Linked DNA regions of Homo sapiens: region 1 is linked to region 2. The links are chromatin loops, found by intact Hi-C in ENCODE. Cell type or tissue: A673. All regions are shown on one strand. Links, peaks and the distances in the headings refer to the core of each region. The heading gives the core; the rest is flanking DNA. Region 1 overlaps BBS9 (Bardet-Biedl syndrome 9). Region 2 overlaps BMPER (BMP binding endothelial regulator).

Region 1 (8,000 bases), core at 1-8,000, 600 kb before region 2:
GTAGTTTAATTTAGAGATCCCTTCCTTTGTAGCTTCCTCTGTTGCGTTCTTATAGCAAAAGTTTTCTTACCATCTCAAAGGGAGATAAATATTTTTGTAGTTTCATATTTTTAAATTGAACTTTAAAAATCCATCTGGAATTTTGTTTTAATGTGTTGTTAAGGCAGGAATCTGTTTACTGAGTGATAGAATCATTATTTACAGATTCCTGAGCAAAATTCTGTTGTTTAATTTCATGCCCCATTGCTGAAATTACAAAATTACCAAACGTCCTAGGAATGTAATATCTTTGACCCTGATTCTTCATAAAGTACATTATTCTAGTGACTTAGCTCAGTCGATGCACTTCACAGACCGATAATAATTCAGAGACCTTGATTTTGTCAATGTTAATGATGCTTTTAAGACAGAAGCAATAGGGTACACGGTATTGGATTTAATTGATGGTTCTGTTCAGCATAACATTCTGTCATTCATAGAACCTTACTTATTAACCCACATGAACAATATTGTTAAAATTTTCATTAGATGCAAAAATCCTCAACAAAATACTAGCTAACCGAATCTAACAGCACATCAAAAAGACAGTACATTATGATCAAGTGGGTTTCATTCCAGGGATGCAGGGATGATTTAACATATATAAGTCAACAAATGTGATATATCACATAAACAGAATTAAAAACGAAAATCATATGATTATTTCAATAGACACAGAAAAAGCATTTTATAAAATCCAGCATGGCTTTATGATAAAAACTCTCAATAAAATAGGCATAGAAGGGGCTTACCTCAAAGTAATAAAAGCCGTATATGACAAACCCACAGCCAGCATCATGCTGAATGGGGAAAAGTTGAAATCATTTCCCTTGAGAATTGGGATAAGACAAGGATGTCCACTTCCACCACTTTTATTCAACATAGTACTGGAAGTCCTAGCCAGAGCAATCAGACAAAAGAAAGAAATAATCCAAATTAGAAAAGAGGAAGTCAAATTGTCACTATTTGCTGATAGTATGATTGTATGCCTAGAAAACCCTAAAGACTCATCCAAAAAGCTCTTAGATCAAATTCAGTAAAGTCTCAGGATACAAAATCAATGTACGTAGATCAGTAGCACTGCTATACACTAACAACAACAAAACTGACAATCAAATGAAGAACTCAGTCCCTTTTACAACTGCCAAAAAAAAAAAAAAACCACACACACACACAACTCCCCCCAAAAAACCACCACCAACAAAAAATCTTAGGAATATACTTAACCAATGAGGTGAAAGAGCTCTATAAGGAAAACTGCAAAACACTGCTGGAAGAAACCATAGATGACACAAACAAATGGAAACAAATCCCAAGCTCAAGGATGGGAAGAATCAATATTGTGAAAATGACCATAATGCCCAAAGCAATCTATAGATTCAATGCAATTCCCATCAAAATACCGTCATCATTCTTCGCAGAACTAGAAAAAACAATCCTGAAATTCTTATGGAACCAAAAAAGAGCTCGCATAGCCAAAGCAATACTAAGCAAAAAGAACAAATCTAGAGGCATCACATTACCCAACTTCAAATTATACTACAAGGCTGTAGTTACCCAAACAGCATGGTAGTGGTATAAAAACGGGCACATAGACCAATGGAACAGGATAGAGAACCCAGAAATAAAGCCAGACTTCGAGCGAACTGATCTTTGACAAAGCATACAAAAACATAAATTCAGTAAAAGACACCCTATTCAATAAATGGAGCTGGGAAAACTGGCAAGCCACATGTAGAAGAATAAAACTAGATTCTTATCTCCCACCTTATACAAAAATCAACTCAAGATGAATCAAAGACTTAAATCTAAAACCTGAAGTCATAACCAAAAGCCACCTGTACCCCAAAAACTATTGAATTAAAAACAATTAAAAACAAGAGGCCAGGTGTGGGGCTCACGCCTGTAATCCCAGCACTTTGGGAGGCTGAGGCAGGTGGATCACGAGGTCAGGAGTTCGAGACCAGCCTGGCCAAAATGGCAAAACCCCGTCTGTACTAAAAATATAAAAATTAGCTGGGTGTGGTGGCAGGCGCCTGTAATCCCAGCTACTCAGGAGGCTGAGGCAGGAGAATCGCTTGAACCCGGGAGGCAGAGGTTGCAGTGAGCTGAGATCACGCCACTGCATTCCAGCCTGGGCAACAGAGCAAGGCTCCATGTCAAAACAACAACAACAACAACAACAACAACAACAAAAACAAAAAAGAAAAACAAGATTGAAGGCTTTAATGTCCCTAAACAAATTACATACTATATTATCATTCTTGATACAGCTTTTTGAAATTTATTCATTCACCCTTGTTTTGGTGCTATGTGTTTTTTTAAATTGTGGTAAAATACACATAACATAAAATTTACCATTTTAAGCATTTTAAAATGTACAGTTCTGTGGCATTAGGTACATTCATACTGCTGTGCAATCATCACCACTATCCATCTCCAGAACTTTTTCATCTTTACAAGACTGTATCTCTCAACCCCCTCCCCCAGCCCCTGGAAACCACCATTCAACTTTGGGTCTCTACAAATCTGACTACTCTAGGAATCTCATCTAAAAAGAATAGTTTTTAGAGTACACGTGGTTTTTGCTTACATGGATAAGTTCTTTAGTGGTGATTTCTGTGATTTTGGTGCACCTGTCATCGAGAAGTATATACTGTACCCAATATATAGCCTTTTGTCCCTCACCCCTCTCCCAACCATCCCCTCCTGCCAGTCCCCAAAGTCCATGTCATCATTCTTATGCTTTTGCATCTTCATAGCTTAGCTCTCACTTATAAGTGAGAACATACCATATTTGGTTGTCTAAGTTACTTCACTTAGAATAATGGCCTCCTGCTCTATCCAAGTTGCTGCAAAATACATTGTTTCATTCCTTTTTATGGCTGAGTTGTGTTCCATGGTGTGTATACACATTTTCTTTATCCACTCATTGGTTGATGGGCACTTAGGTTGGTTTCATATCTTTGCAAATGACATGAATAGACAATTCTCAAAAGAAGATTTTTTTTTCTTCAGCCAACAAACATATAAAAAAGTGCTCGACATCACTAATCATCAGGGAATGCTACTCAGCCATAAAAATAAACAAACTAAGCTATAATGTCTTTTTTTTTTTGAGACCGAGTCTTGCTGTGTTGCCCAGGCTGGAGTGCAGTGGTCTCGGCTCACTGCAACCTCTGTCTCCTGGGTTTAAGTTATTCTCCTGCCTCAGTCTCCTGAGTAGCTGGGATTGTAGGTGCCTGCCACCCACACCTGGCTAATTTTTGTATTTTTAGTGGAGATGGGATTTCACCACATTGGCCAGGCTGGTTTTGAACTTCTGACCTCAAGCGATCCACCTGCCTCGGCTTTCCAAAATGCTGAGATTACAGGCGTGAGCCACCATCCCCAGCCTATAATGTCTTTTGCAATTGATTTTTTAAAAAGTAAATTGCTTAAGTTCTATAATTACCTTAGCTGTCAAGACATTCTGGTGAAATTTGTTCTTTTGGTGAGGGAAGACCCTGGCTACTCTCTTTACCACTTGAACACGTGAAATACCAGTAAAAAGTGTTTTTAGAGAGTCTGAAGAAATATATGTATTCTCTATTATCCAAACTCTTCCTATTTGAACTCAGAAACTTAATAGGTTCAGATAATTTTTTAGATAAATGGCTTGTATCTAAATTGTTGCCATTTGCTATCTAAATTGATGGAATAAAACTGATTTAGTAATAAACCTTTCAACTCAAAGACCAACTCAATTTAGATAAGGAGGAATACTTGTATTGGGTAATGCTAGCTTTTCTGTATGATGGACTGTTCAAAGGATGAAGATGAAATGGAAATGCCTGTTTGAATTCAAAGAACTGATGAATCTCACATTCTCTGAGAAGCCCCCCCCAGAGGTCTGCGCTTTAGCACCCTAGAGTTGCCTGAGGACTCATTGGGTTCGTAGGGCTTAGTGGGGCTAGCTAGAATGCGGAACAGACTACAGTCACAACTCAGAGGGAAGGGAAGATTTGCTCTCTTGAAATGGGCTTGTCAGAGCTGAAAGTTGGGATTTCCATGGCCACTAGATGGCTTCAGTTACCTGCAAAGAAAGGTTCAAACCCAAAGGTACTCTGGGGTTGCTTTTCATACTTTAAGAAGATCATTCCATTTTTGGACTATTTGTTTTCTGAGGGGTAGATGGCAGAAGCAATTGATAAAACTTAAAGTTTTTGAGGATTATCTAGTCTTACCTTCTCATTTTACATATAAAGAATATTTAGGAAAGCTTTCCCAAGTTGACTGAGCTCTACAGGAGCAGCATCAGAGCCAGACTCAAGTCTCCTGCGTCCTAGTCTAGTTCTTTAGCTGTTGAACCAGTGACAACAATCTATTTTTTATTCCTCTCAAGTAATATGACAGGGTTGCATGTCACTGACTATGCCTGAGTCCTGGAGATGATGTGTATTGGAATGTTGTGTTTAAGGCAGGTGGTGAAGTGGATGCTGGTGACCATCTTATGGGCAGAACTGAGCAATGGTAGTATCTACTCCCAACCCAGTTGAGCTTTTAGATTAATGAAATGACTACCTGCCATGATCCACTGTTGGGGAGTTTTAAACATTTTTGTTCATTCTAAATAATCCTAGACTCTTACATGCCTTATCTGTTATATACTTTATGTCCTTTTCTCTTCTTCAGATGAATAGCAACATTTAAACATCTTCTTTTCTCTCACAATTTTTCTATTTTTGTTTACTTTTAGAGACAAGGTCTTGCTATGTTGCCCAAGCTGGATTCAAACTCCTGGGCTTAAGTGATTCTTTGCCTCTTCAAGTAGCTGGGAGTACAGGCTTGTGCTACTGTGCCCAATTTATTATTTTTGATTAATATCTAACCTTTAGAACCAAGTAGAAAATACTTTAAAAAAAAATCAAAAGTTTCTGTAGAAAACCTAACAAACAAAAGTGAGTCAAACAAATCCATTATGTATCAACTCAAAATGGCTTATCACGATGTTGAATTTTTTTGTTTTTATGGCAAACTTAGGGAGGAAGCAAATACAGTATTCATCTCAGCTACTTTTTATGACATGTTCACAAAAACAACTTTAAAAAAATTGTGTGCTAAAATTATCCTTAATTTATATATTATGGCTAGTTTCTAGAGTAAAACAGACCTCAGGGAGCCTAAGAGAGAAGGAAGAGTGAAAGAATGGGGAATAAAAAAGATAATGAGGATGAGAAGAGTGATAGAGAAAGAGCTAGTAAATGGGACAATTGGCTGCTTCTAGCTAAAAGTGAAGAGAAAGAGAGAACAAACCAGAGGGCCACTTGAATAGGAGAGCGTGTGAAGGAAGCTGTGATGGGAGGACCTGGGAAAGAGGGCAAACATGAATCCTAAGGGTAGAGAGGGAAAAGGATGAGGAAAGACCGGGGGCACTTTTTTTTTCGCAAGACCTCCGATGGCTTCCCACATCAACTTCGTTGGTTTTCTGTCCCCTGGGTTGTCCTGTCTTCACTCCTGTGCCTCCTTCCTGGTCTTCAGCCAGCCAGCAGCCCCGCTCCATCTCTTGGTCCATTGTACCTCCAAAGTGTTGTTCACATGCTTATTACGGAAATGCCAAGTAGTAGCTGGAAGGAGGATTAAAAACAGTACTTAAAATGCTCTTAGAGCAGGATTTGCTTTGTAGTTAGGTCCCCAAAAGTGGTAGCTATTATAATAATTAAGCTTTTTTCCCGGCCTTAGTGGACCTTAACATTGGGAATACTTCTGTAAATACAAATCGTGTTTGAAACATTTGAATTGAGTCTTTGAAGTAAAACTTTAGAAATAGATATATAGTTATTTTCTTAATGGTGTGTTGATGCTGAATTGAGTAAAAATGTAGTTGGTCAAGACTAACTCTACTGAAATTTAAAATTATGTCTCATTTTCTCTTCCTTATTGTAGTGATTTAAAGGGAGTGATAGTCACTCTGAGTGATGATGGTCACTTGCAGTGTTCATACCTGGGGACAGATCCTTCTCTGTTCCAAGCTCCAAACGTTCAATCTCGAGAACTAAACTATGATGAACTTGATGTAGAAATGAAAGAACTTCAGAAAATCATCAAAGATGTTAACAAATCACAAGGTATCTCATTTGCAGCTTTTTATTATTTTAGTATTCATTATGAAATTCATATTATCTTGTAGATAGATATTATTTTGTGTATTTGTTAATTTTCTCCTCTAGGCTTAATTAAAATCATATTTGTAAAAACAGTATTGCTCTTTAGCACACAAGGTCTTTATGTCTACTTTGTATGTTATGGCTTCTGAAAACGTATTTTATTTAAGAAAGTGCTTTTGTTGTTAATGTTTCATGGACAGCACTATCTAGTTTTTTTCTTTACATGCTAAGAAAGGAAGAAGTACTTCTTTGGGTGGTGGTTTTAGGCCTTGAGAAGAGCATTAAAATTTAGAGTGGTCATTTATTAACTTCTTATACTCCTGAAACAACTTTAGTTCTTCTTTTAAAAGAAACCAAAGCACATGAGCTACCATTTTGCTACTAAAAATGTAGTCATTTGCAGCTTAGTGACATAATTTATGTTTGTAGTTAATTAACCATCCAAATGGTGTGTAGCTTGCGGTATGCTGATTTCTAATGACTCAGAGGCTGATGATATTTTCAGTTCCCGAGTTTTGAATAACTCAATATTATCTTACTTTGGGACTCAAAAGGGTATAATTTTTTTTTGTAAATTAAAAGGAGAAACAAAACACCAATCCTGCAGTTTGAGTTGGACATGTGAAAAGCATTACTTCAAGTTCCCTTTTCAGGGTCAGGTAAAAGTATTTTTTTAATGTGAAAAAATATGGACTATTTTCACATAAAAGAAATGTTAAAACAAGTAGGAATAATAAAAGAAGCAGAGCATCAAAAGCCAACCAAAACAACAGAGCCAATCTTAATCCTGATCCAATCATTTTACTAGATTTATGTACTTTTGAGTCTATGTTACCAACATTGTATTCCTCTGGTCCTGAGGAATTGAGATAATATATTTTTAAAATACAAATATTAAAATAAAGTTATTATGCTTTGGTTTCACACATTCTTTTAGAAAGTTTTGAAAGTAAACCAGTGAAGTTCAGGTCTTTCAAGTACCTCCAATTACTTAAAAATCTATTTGTTGTCAGCGCTGCCATGTCAAATAGAGAGTGGTTAAAATGGGATGTGTCATATCGCAGTATATAATTTTTTGTTTCAATTTTTGTTACTAGCATTTTTGGGAATAATAGAATTATAAGTCTTGTTTTGTCATTTAAAAATATAATTGGGGAAGGGTGGCATAGGCATGAAACATGAAATTTCCAGAGTTCATTAAATAATATGGCTTTCATTTCAAATTTTGTCCTGAGATTTTGCCCTTTCCATAGTAATGTTCCAATAATATTTTGATTAACATTAATTGAATATGAAATTTCTCAGAAAATCCCTTACAGCTAAAAGTTATTTCTTGGTGGTTATAGTGATGACCTTGGGTGAGAAAGTTTAGGCTGTTTTACTTGTCATTACCTTGATCCTTCAGTATGTCTTAAAATAACCGCTAATTAAGATAGGGATACACCCACAGACTTAGGTGTAAAGTGCATGATTTACATAACCTCAATTTTTAATTAATGTTTGAAGTTCCTTGCCCCTTCTATGCCACCATCATTTAGTTTTATTTCTGGGAAAGAAACAAAGGGAAACTTTTTAAACTGAGAGGTATTTAAAACATTTTATTTCTAGATATGGAAAAAAATTTAGTAACTTGTACCCTTATAAAACCATGGTATGTTTGTTTATTAAAATACCTGTAATTAATAAAAGCACAAAATTGTTTTATTACAGTTTTAGCTTCTCTTTATTATGAGAAGTTAAAATGCTGAACTTTTTGATGACCCCATTATTCATTTTAATGTCACTTATTTTAGTTTGGGGGCTTTAACTTACAAA
Region 2 (9,384 bases), core at 587-8,586:
GCAGGACGCCACCATGAACCCTCTCGGTTCACATGCCTGGCAGAGTGAGTTGCAACCTACCTGTTGGTTTTTTGTTTGCTTTTGGGAACTGAGCACGGTGGCAGAGCTGCATCTGTGACAGGGCCCACGGGGCTCGATCCCTGGCTCTGCGTGTTCCCTCCATTCCAGTTACACAAATGTGCTGTTGCCAGCAGACCCTTTGCTTATACGACGCGCAGTCTAATAAAAAACAGGCAGTGCTACTCTCTTTTGGGCTACTATTTTTATTTGGTGGTTGTTTTTTTTTGTGTTCTGCCATCTCTAATGTTTTGGTTCCATTTCAAAATATGATTAAACAGAATGAGGAGCTGTTTGACACTGCCCTGTTTTAAATCAGACTTCTACTTGAGCAGCCAGGACACTCTAATGGCCTGTGTTTCTTTGTTCCGTGAGTTTCTTGAAAAAGCCAAAAAAAAAAAAAAAAAAAAAGCCAGACCTAAATCCTTAAACAGAATAGGACCCAAAACAATCCCTCCAACAAACTAAAGCCCATTAAAAAAAAATGGAATAGTTAGGTAACGTAAATATCAGAAGGGCCTCCTTATTAATCCCCCATTGCCTCTGCTGGCACGTGTCATATTTTCAAGGTATAGGATCAGGAGAACACTGTCATTTAGTGATGTATTAGGGCCATATATCATCAGAACATCGTCTTTGTAGGGGATATGGGTACTAAAAGACACGATTCTGGCCAGACAGAACCTCAGGGGGTCTTACTTCTTTCCTCCACCCCCCTGCCTTTTTCTTTAATCTCCCTCTGTTTTGTGTTGCAGAGAAGTGAATTTCTTCATGGGATATGACTTGTTGCAAAATAATCGGGGGGCCCCAGTGGGCTTCATAAAGTCTTTTTAAATGTTCGGGCTTCAAGGGCAGCTTTGTTCAGAGTTTGCACTGTGAGCTGGGCCGGAGGAGGCGTGTTTGCCAGGGCCTGGGTCTCTGGGGTAAAGACTCGTTGAGCCTAGACAGGAGGGAAAAAGAATAACACTCCCAGATGGAGTGCAATGAATTGCATGATGTTCTTGCAAGACATTTTAACATTAAGTCTACAAAATTATGGCCGTGGGATGCTGCAAGCCTCCCAAGAGAGTACACTCTTCTGCTCAAATCAAAGAAGAAATGAGAGGACTTGGCAGGTTCGGGTCCAGGTTTTGGTCAGCCTTGCAAATGACCAGGCACTCAGAGACTGGGACTTGTTTTGAGTTTTTAAGTCAGAGATTTAATCTGTCTTTCCTAAAAGGCATTATTTTTACTTCTGTGTTCAGAATGAAACCATAAAGCACCAAGGTTTATAAAGGTCTGAAAATGGGGTGCTCAACAAAGGCAAACATTTAAATTCTTAGCTGCAAGGGAAAGGTGGCTCACTTAGCCTCTAAATGAAGCTATATAGCATAGTGATGAAATCATAGGCTTTGATATCAGAGTCCTGGGTTTGAATCTCTGCCCTGGCTAGCTATGTAAACCTGGGTGAGCCGTTTAACCTCTCCGTGCCTCAGTTTACTTACCTATAAGATGTGATGGGAAGTAAATCAGTGCCTTCTTCAGGCTTGTTTGCAAGGGTTAAATGACAAAATACACAAAACATTTTCAGCATGGTGGGGCATATAATAGATTTCCTATAAATGTCAGGTGTTATTATTCTTAATAGTTCAGCAACCTGCCTGGAAAACACTATGTTACTTCATTGTTTGGTTAGAGATGGATCAGCTTTGTTTGTGGCCCTGACTATGGAAGGGATTTGCAAAAGCAGTGGAGGTTGGGGTTGCAGAAAGGTCTGGAAATGCCACTTTACGTTAAGGGCTTGAGGTATATTGTGCAAAGGGCCACAGTTGACACCTCCCATCTCTTGGACTAAACTCAGTTGGGAAAGAGGTCTTGGGTGAAACCACTTCTTTCAGCTGGGGAGTTTGGGTCCTTTTCCCTTTCAGCTTCATGTTCTTCATCTTAGAAATGGTTTTCTTCATGTTGTCTTTCTATTTTTTTTCAAGTTCTGTTGAGTTGAGAGACATGACCCAGAGCCTTGGACTTGTACACTTAGGGTTTGTGGCTGACCAAACTGCCTTTTATTTTTTTCTTCCAGATATTTCTGTGTAAGAGTTATGGGGAAGTCAATTTTACTATCAGTAATGAAGAATGAGCAAGCAAAAGCTTAATTAAAATAATAAATCATCAATCAAATTTAATACTGCCATTGGCAACCACTGGGCTATCTCAGGGCCCCCCTACCCATGCTCCATTATTATTTTCCAAGAGACTGAGAACAGACTTTGTCCAAAGGAGACAGGCTGGAGCAGGTATAAGCTTGCATTCTCTCCTGTCTGTGAGTTCATGCTCGTTTGCTCAGGATTTCCCCTGACCGAATGTTCTAGAGAGGTCATCACTTCATTTTACAATTTCCAATGATCAGAACTGCTGATAAGCAATGAAATCTCACTGGGTTCAGTGGCTCACAGCTATAATCCCAGCACTTTGGGAGGCCGAGGTGGAGGATCACTTGAACCCAGGAGTTTGAGACCAGCCTGGGAAACATAGTGAGGCCTTGTGTCTACAAAAAAATAAAAATAAAAATAAATTAGCAAGGCATGGTGGTACATGCCTGTAGTCCCAGCTACTTCTGGAGGCTGAGATGGGAGATTGTTTGAGTTTGGGAGCTTGAGGCTGCAGTGAGCCATGGTTGTGCCTCTGCATTCCAGCCTGGGTGATGGAGCAAGACCCTGTCTCAAAGAAAAGCAATGAAATCTGGCCCCTTTGGGTCTTTGGTTGCTGCCAACACACTTCTTTTTTCAGCTTTTGTTTCCGTCTCTTCATTCTAGAACCTTGGCTTAAAGTCTGGTCTGCTTACCCAAGTCCTGGGTAATCCCTTACATGGTACCTCTCATAGGTTACCTTGTACTAGGGCAGAAACGTGGCAGGAGACCTCGCCTGTTTGGCCCAGGTGGCCTGTCCAGAAAATCTGCAGACTAGCTTAACTACATACTAGTCTGTTCCTAAAGTCTCAACAGCCTATTGGAGCTAACCTAATTTGAATATGATACTTCTGTACATTTTAGTGCTGTGCTTTACAAACTAACCTTCCCAGCTGATCCCGTAAGCCAGGCTGGGAACTGGGTTCTGTTCCCAGGTCCACTGCTAGCTGCCTCTTTGAGGGATCTGAGACAGCCTCATTGTGTGCCATTTCTCCATCTGCAAATCTTAAGAAACCTGTGAGGATTAATGAAATAATGTCTACAGAGATCTTTAGAAGAAAGCTGCTATGTAAACCTGAAGTATTATTCTTCTGTTTATGAGAAGTGGTATAATATTGCCTGGGAGAAATTGTGACCTGGGTTCAAAAGTGCTAAAAAGTTCTCTTGGGCTCTTTGGGATCTGGAATTGGGTTACAATGGGGATACTTCAAGGAGAAGTTGACTCTTTGACTTCATACATAGAGAGACTAGAAATTCCGATGAGAATATACACGCTGATGTGGGATCAGCTTCCCCTGCTTCCTCCTCCTTGGGGCACTTGAAACAAGACATCCATATTCCTAACAACAAATTCCTATTTGAGCCATCTTGAGACTCTCCACATGGACCACTATTGTGTAAGTTCTCAGATAATAAAAATTTGAGTAAGCATCAAAATGTCCTATTTGTGCTCAGCAATGGTGATGGCTTTTGAATCAAGGTGAAGATCTCTTTCGTGCTTCTCACTGTGCCAGAAGTTACACCACAGTGTTTGTGTGATCTGCTGTTGTCTGTTGTCTTATTTTCCCCAAGAGCTTGTAGGTTTCTGGAGACTAGGAACCTTGCTGTATGATTTCTGTCTCCCTCCCGCAGCACTGAGTATAGTGATACGTGTGCCAAGGCTTTGTTTTTCAGCTTTAGAGCCTCCACTGCTAAGCAACTTTCCCTCTCAGAGTCGCCAGGCTGGGGCATCTATCCCAGGAAATTGGCTATTTGGGATGAATGTGGGTCTACCTCCAGGGGTATTTGTATTTTGGTGGGGAATTCTTGAAGGCAGCAAAATCTGTAAGCTCCTCCCCAACAAAGACTACCGGGATGGAATAACAGGGCACCCCGCCACTTTATTCCCAGCAGTCACACTACCTGGCCTGTGTGCTTCATTGACATATTGAGTATTGTTCACTCGGGCAGAAAAAAATACCACAACCTCACAGCCTTCTTAGTTTCCTGAAAAAAGATCTGTCACTTTGAATTTGCTAGTTTGCCAAATGACAGCTGTTTGCCTCCCAGGCAGGCTTTGCTGTCATCAGAGACAGGGATGGAGGGAAAATAATGCCATCATCTAGGGGAAGGGTCTTGTGTTGATCTTCAACATGGCTAACCAAATGGACGATCAGCAGGCAGACACGAGGTATTTTCATTTTCACTCTTATTTCAAGAGATTTGTGATGGTGTTTCATAGTCTAAAAATAAAGGATCCGCCCGCAGACATTTCTCCCTCCACTACCCTCATCATATTAGCTGCTGCGTTTTCCTCTCCAGATTTTGATTCTATTATTTTTTATTATAAATGAAAGGTCAAGGAATACTTTTCGTATTCCATAATAGGATTGGTTCTGGAAGAATCTTTGAAAAAAAAAATACGTTCAAGACATTGGGGCTGGGAATAGAACGGAAGCATCTCAAAAGCATGTTTTTCTGGTTAAGGAAAGCACACGAGAACGTTTCACAGCGGTGCTCTGCTATCTTCTCTGTACCCCTCCGCCCTACGCTCATGGGAGAGCTCATTTCTCTCCCCATCAGACACTGGGAAATACTCCCAAGGCTCTGGCAGTCTCAAGGCTGCAATTCCTGAGACCGGGGACTCTGTGCTGCCATCTCGTGGCAGATCTCAGACACAGCAAGCTGGCTGCCGGAATCCTGTTTGAACTTGGCTTGCGGCGGGAGCTGTGGTTTGGCTCAAATCCTTATAGAGCTTTGTTGCCAGTCATGTTGATTTTTAAAAAATGTTTTACTCCCTATGCCCCCCTTTTAGTTTTTCATGTTGGCACTTCATTTAATGTGCCTCCAGAGGCTACATTTTGGGTTTTGATGTGTTTGGTCAATGTTAAAGAATCGGTTAACTATCTTCCTGAAAGAAGGCAGTAATGCAGACAGACGCCTTTGACAGCAGGTAGACCACTGGCTGGCAACCGTAGAAAGAGGGACACACGGGAGACTAAGAATGAAAGATGCAGTAAGGTTTATTGCTCTTATTCATTGGTTAGGTTTTTTTTTTTTTTTTTTTTAGAGTATTCTGACCTTTTCCTTGAGTGTATTTTTGCTACCATTTCTCTTGTTTAGATCTGGAGAGACTCAAACTCAAGCTGGGATTTGGGGAAAAGTGTTTGAGGATGCCAGTCTGGCTTTCAGAGGCATGATAGGCACATCTCTGTTGATATCCAAATTGGAACAACTTTCCTTGTTACCAGAAAACAGCTGGTGTCTGCAGACCTTCCCATGGTTGGCCATGACACAGGCCCCTGGAGTTGCTCTGCTTTCGTTAGAGAGTTCCTGTCTGGAGCCACCAGGAAGACACCAATCTCCCCTGGGGCCTGAGGGCAGGATCATTATTTTGTTCTCTTCTGCATCCTGAATGCCTGGGAAGGCATTTAAATGACAGGCCTCTATTTGTATTCCAGATCTGTGTCTTGGGTGACCCTGGGCAAGTTTCCTAACATTGATCCCTCCTCTGTAAGATGGCGATCATTGGGAATTTTTGGTGAAAAAAATGCACATAAGATTCTTAGCACAGAGCCTGAACACACAGAGAATGAGTTCAGTAAGTGTGAGCCAGTATTAGAAAATGTTTCTTGAATGAAGATGTGAACGGAATGAGCCCTGAACTTGAGTCACAGTGGTGACACATAGTGCATGTGGGGATGAGGCAGCCCAGGGGGTGAGGGAGTCCTGAAGGCATGGCTTTGCGTGTGCCACTTCTCTCCAGAGCCACTGGCTCAAGAACAAGTGTTTTTGTCTCTTGGCAAAATTGGGAAAGTGAATGGAGTGGTCTTAATTAACCTGTGTTTGAATTTACTCTGTAGCTGCTGGACTCAATTAAGGAAATGGAGGAATCAGGCTCTCACCAGCAATTCCCTGAGCTTTTAAAGTTTTTTCTTGGAAGGCCTGGGATTCCAAAGACTACTCCACATTCACACCAATCAGACACCAGGGCAATGATCAGATATGGCAGTTCTGTACCAATGTGACCGTTGATAGAATATTTAAAAACTCCCAGTGTAATCAGGGGGAAAAAACCCACTAAACCTACAGCTAAGGTTTAGGTTTGTTCTATGTGTGTGTACAAAAAAAAAAAAAAAAAAATCCAGATGTGAATCTACAAACCATCTGGTTGGAATAACTTTTGTGCTGGACTGTAATTACAAACTATTTATTATGAATCTTGGGATCCTGTTATGGATTTTGACTGGCTCCCAGGTTTCTAAGTCAGCAGAGTTCCTATATTTAAGCGAATGTGTGCCTTCCTATTTATCAGATCCCAGATTGTGCCATCACTTTGACTGCCCTGAGAGCTTTGAACTCTCTGTATCTGAAGATTCTTCCCTTCAGAGAGGAGATGCGCTTGGGAGTGGCCCTTGGCTAAGGCCGCAGCCAGGTTGCAGCCAGGTTTGCTGAATGCATAAAGCCATACAGTCCTGGTAACAGAAGCTCTGTTAATGAAGTTCTTTCACAATTCTCTTGGGGTGGGAGAGTCGGTATAAAATTTAGCTTGCAAGAACTACGCTTTTCAAAATGAAGTCACTGTCAACAATACCAAGCAGCATACATACCTGGTGGCTATCTGTGATGACTTTGGTGGGAGTTGGGAGAGATTATTAATTTGTAAAAAATATGTCTCTTTATTTTGAATGGTGACCATAACAATGTATGACCTTTGTAGTTTAAGAAAAAATTATAAAAATAAATCTAAGGGCTGTGCCTTATAGTTAGCCTTGATGCCACCATTATCATGGAGAAAAGGGGGTGAGGGAAGGAGTTCTGGGGAGCGTGGAGCCAGTATGCTTGGCTTCAGATTGTAGGTCTGCTGTTCACAAAGGGACTGTGGACAGCTCCTTATCCCAGCTCAGCCCCAGTGGCCACAGAAATACTCTCCCCTGATGGCAGTGGTTCTCAACCCTAGCTGAACATTGGAATTACCTGGGAGCTTGAACAAATACCCATGCCTGGTCCTTAGATTAACCAGATCTGAGCTTCAGGGGGTGGGAGACCATGGCAGTCTTTGTTAAGAACTCCACAGGGGGTTGTAATGTGCAGCTAAGGATGAGGGCCCCTGTCTCACAGGATTTTAAGAGTAAATGAGGTCAGCCCCTTGAGGGCACTTACCATATAACAGATCCCAAAAAAGAAAGAGAGAAAGAGACAGAGAGAGAGAGAGAGAGAAGGAGAAAGAGAGAGAGAGAGAGACTGGATGACTCAGGTCACCCTCCCATCATAAGGACAACCAGTAAATGAAAAAACAAAACAGCAGCAGCAGCCCCTGCAGGTGTGGGGTGCAGGTGGCTGTGGATCGATGCCCTTTCTCTGGGTGTCAGACAAGTCCTAGGACAGTTTCAGGAGAATATTCACCACATTCATTCCAGTGTTCCTTAACAGAAGTGAGTGTCATTTTCTATATGTGCCATTCAGTGGACAAGTTTGAGCAACACCGGTCGTGGCTTATTGTTTCTGTGCCTCAGTTGGCCTTGCAAAAGCCACGAGGGCAGGGAAATAACAGGGCTGATACGGAAACAGCTGTGGGCAAGGCAAGGCCCAACCCTCCCCGTAGAACTCACTCTCAGCTCACACACAAGCTCGCAGGCACATATGCACATGCACACCCACACACACACACACCTGCAGGCTCGCATGTGTCTCCTTGGTTCTGAGCAAGAAATGGTGAGATCTTCTTAGTCTCATGACATGGAGGCATACTGGGTACACTTGAGAATTTTCTCAAATTTGTTATCAGGGCTGAGTTTGGTTTTCTTCTTTATTAATACATATGCCAAGAGAGTTCTAGGTTCATTTCAAGGTGAGCAGAGCCGGCCAGTTGCTCCTCTCCAACCTGCCCCGAGATGAGGCACTGGTAGTGCTTGCTGTTATCCAGGGAAGGGCATAGGTGTGCACACATTTATATCTTCATCTCGAGTTCCATCTCTCCCACTGGAAAGCTGGGTAATCTTGGAAAAGTCAGCTACCTTCTCTGAGCAGCAGTTTTCTTGTTTGCAAAATGGGGATAACGATACTGACCACACAGAATTTTAGTGAGAATGAAAGCCACATCAGCTAGCATGTGGTCGCCGCTTGATAAATCTCACATTTTGTTGAATTTTTTGAGACAGTATTTTTGGTTCAGGTGCATACAATCCATATACAAACAGGCATATTCATCATGTTTGTATCTTCTTTAAGACATTTTAACAGCTAACCTTTCAGGAAAAAACCAAAGATGCAAATGTTCACCACATGTTCATTAGCATAAGTGCTAATATAACACAGCTGTCCCACAGCTAGAAAACACTGACGTCCATGTCTCTGCTTGGCATGTAGAATATTATTTTTTCTTTTACCAAGCCGATCCAATATTCAACTTTGTCATTATTTGAGTTGGAACTTTAGATTGCTGCATTTTAATGCACTCTACTATTAAGGATTGTTGGACGGCCATGTGAAAATATTTTTGTTCTCACGATGCAGTCCTGGCCCAGGTAGCCCAACAGGCAAAATATGGTTTACACAAATATTATCGTTTCTGTAGTGTGTACTAAAAAGAAACCTTAGAATCTGAAGGAGCGGGAGAGAACTTCTCCCTTGGCAATCGGTTATCTAGGTGAAGCTGGCTTTGTAAAGAAGGGACTTTTCATCTCCTCTCATCTGACTCTGATCTCCAAAGTCCTGTGTTCCTGGATGGGTATTTCTGTTTCAGAGATGGCAAAATCCTATTTGCTCTCACAGCGTCTTCTTGCCAAGTGAAGGCCAGATAAGAGTGGGGCTCGGGAAACCTCTGTGGTGTGTTAGGATTTGGGGAATTCTGTTTGATGTCTATTTCAAATCTCTCGTGTCTCTTTTTGTCTAGAACAAGGAAGTGACATGTAAGAGAGAGAAGTGCCCCGTGCTGTCCCGAGACTGTGCCCTGGCCATCAAGCAGAGGGGAGCCTGTTGTGAACAGTGCAAAGGTGATTGATGTCTTGGCCGTCTTCTCTTCTGGCTGCTGCTTCAGGCATTTTTATTTCTCTTTCTCTCACCTTCCTTTTCACTCAGCTTTTGGCTGGGGTGCACATGGGTGGGGAGGAGAAGTAGGGTGTGTGTGTGTGTGTGTGTGTGTATGTGTGTGTTTGTGTGTATGTGTGTATCTGGGGCTGGA

The links. A loop is a pair of places that touch in the nucleus more often than their neighbours do. Peaks named below come from ENCODE experiments on the same cell type or tissue, not always from the same donor. Only the 100,000 strongest peaks of a DNase experiment are listed, where the experiment ranks them.
Region 1: it touches region 2 in a loop (2.9-fold over the local background); 9 of 110 quality-filtered maps call a loop at or near these places.

The regions. Positions count from the first base shown.
Region 1 is chr7:33,330,477-33,338,476 of GRCh38, forward strand. BBS9 (Bardet-Biedl syndrome 9) reads left to right here. Exons shown (of 23, transcript NM_198428.3): 10 at 5,965-6,146. Among named protein-coding and RNA genes, the nearest start is that of BBS9, 200 kb to the left of the region's middle. In A673, for the core only: a CTCF peak has its summit at 4,102 (motif pointing right); no DNase peak of the experiment used is centred there.
Region 2 is chr7:33,928,193-33,937,576 of GRCh38, forward strand. It overlaps BMPER (BMP binding endothelial regulator), which reads left to right. Exons shown (of 15, transcript NM_001365308.1): 3 at 9,097-9,196. Among named protein-coding and RNA genes, the nearest start is that of BMPER, 27 kb to the left of the region's middle. RefSeq lists a silencer at 4,716-4,982. In A673, for the core only: a CTCF peak has its summit at 4,873 (motif pointing left); DNase peaks (open chromatin) are centred at 4,829 and 5,539; H3K27ac peaks cover 273 bases.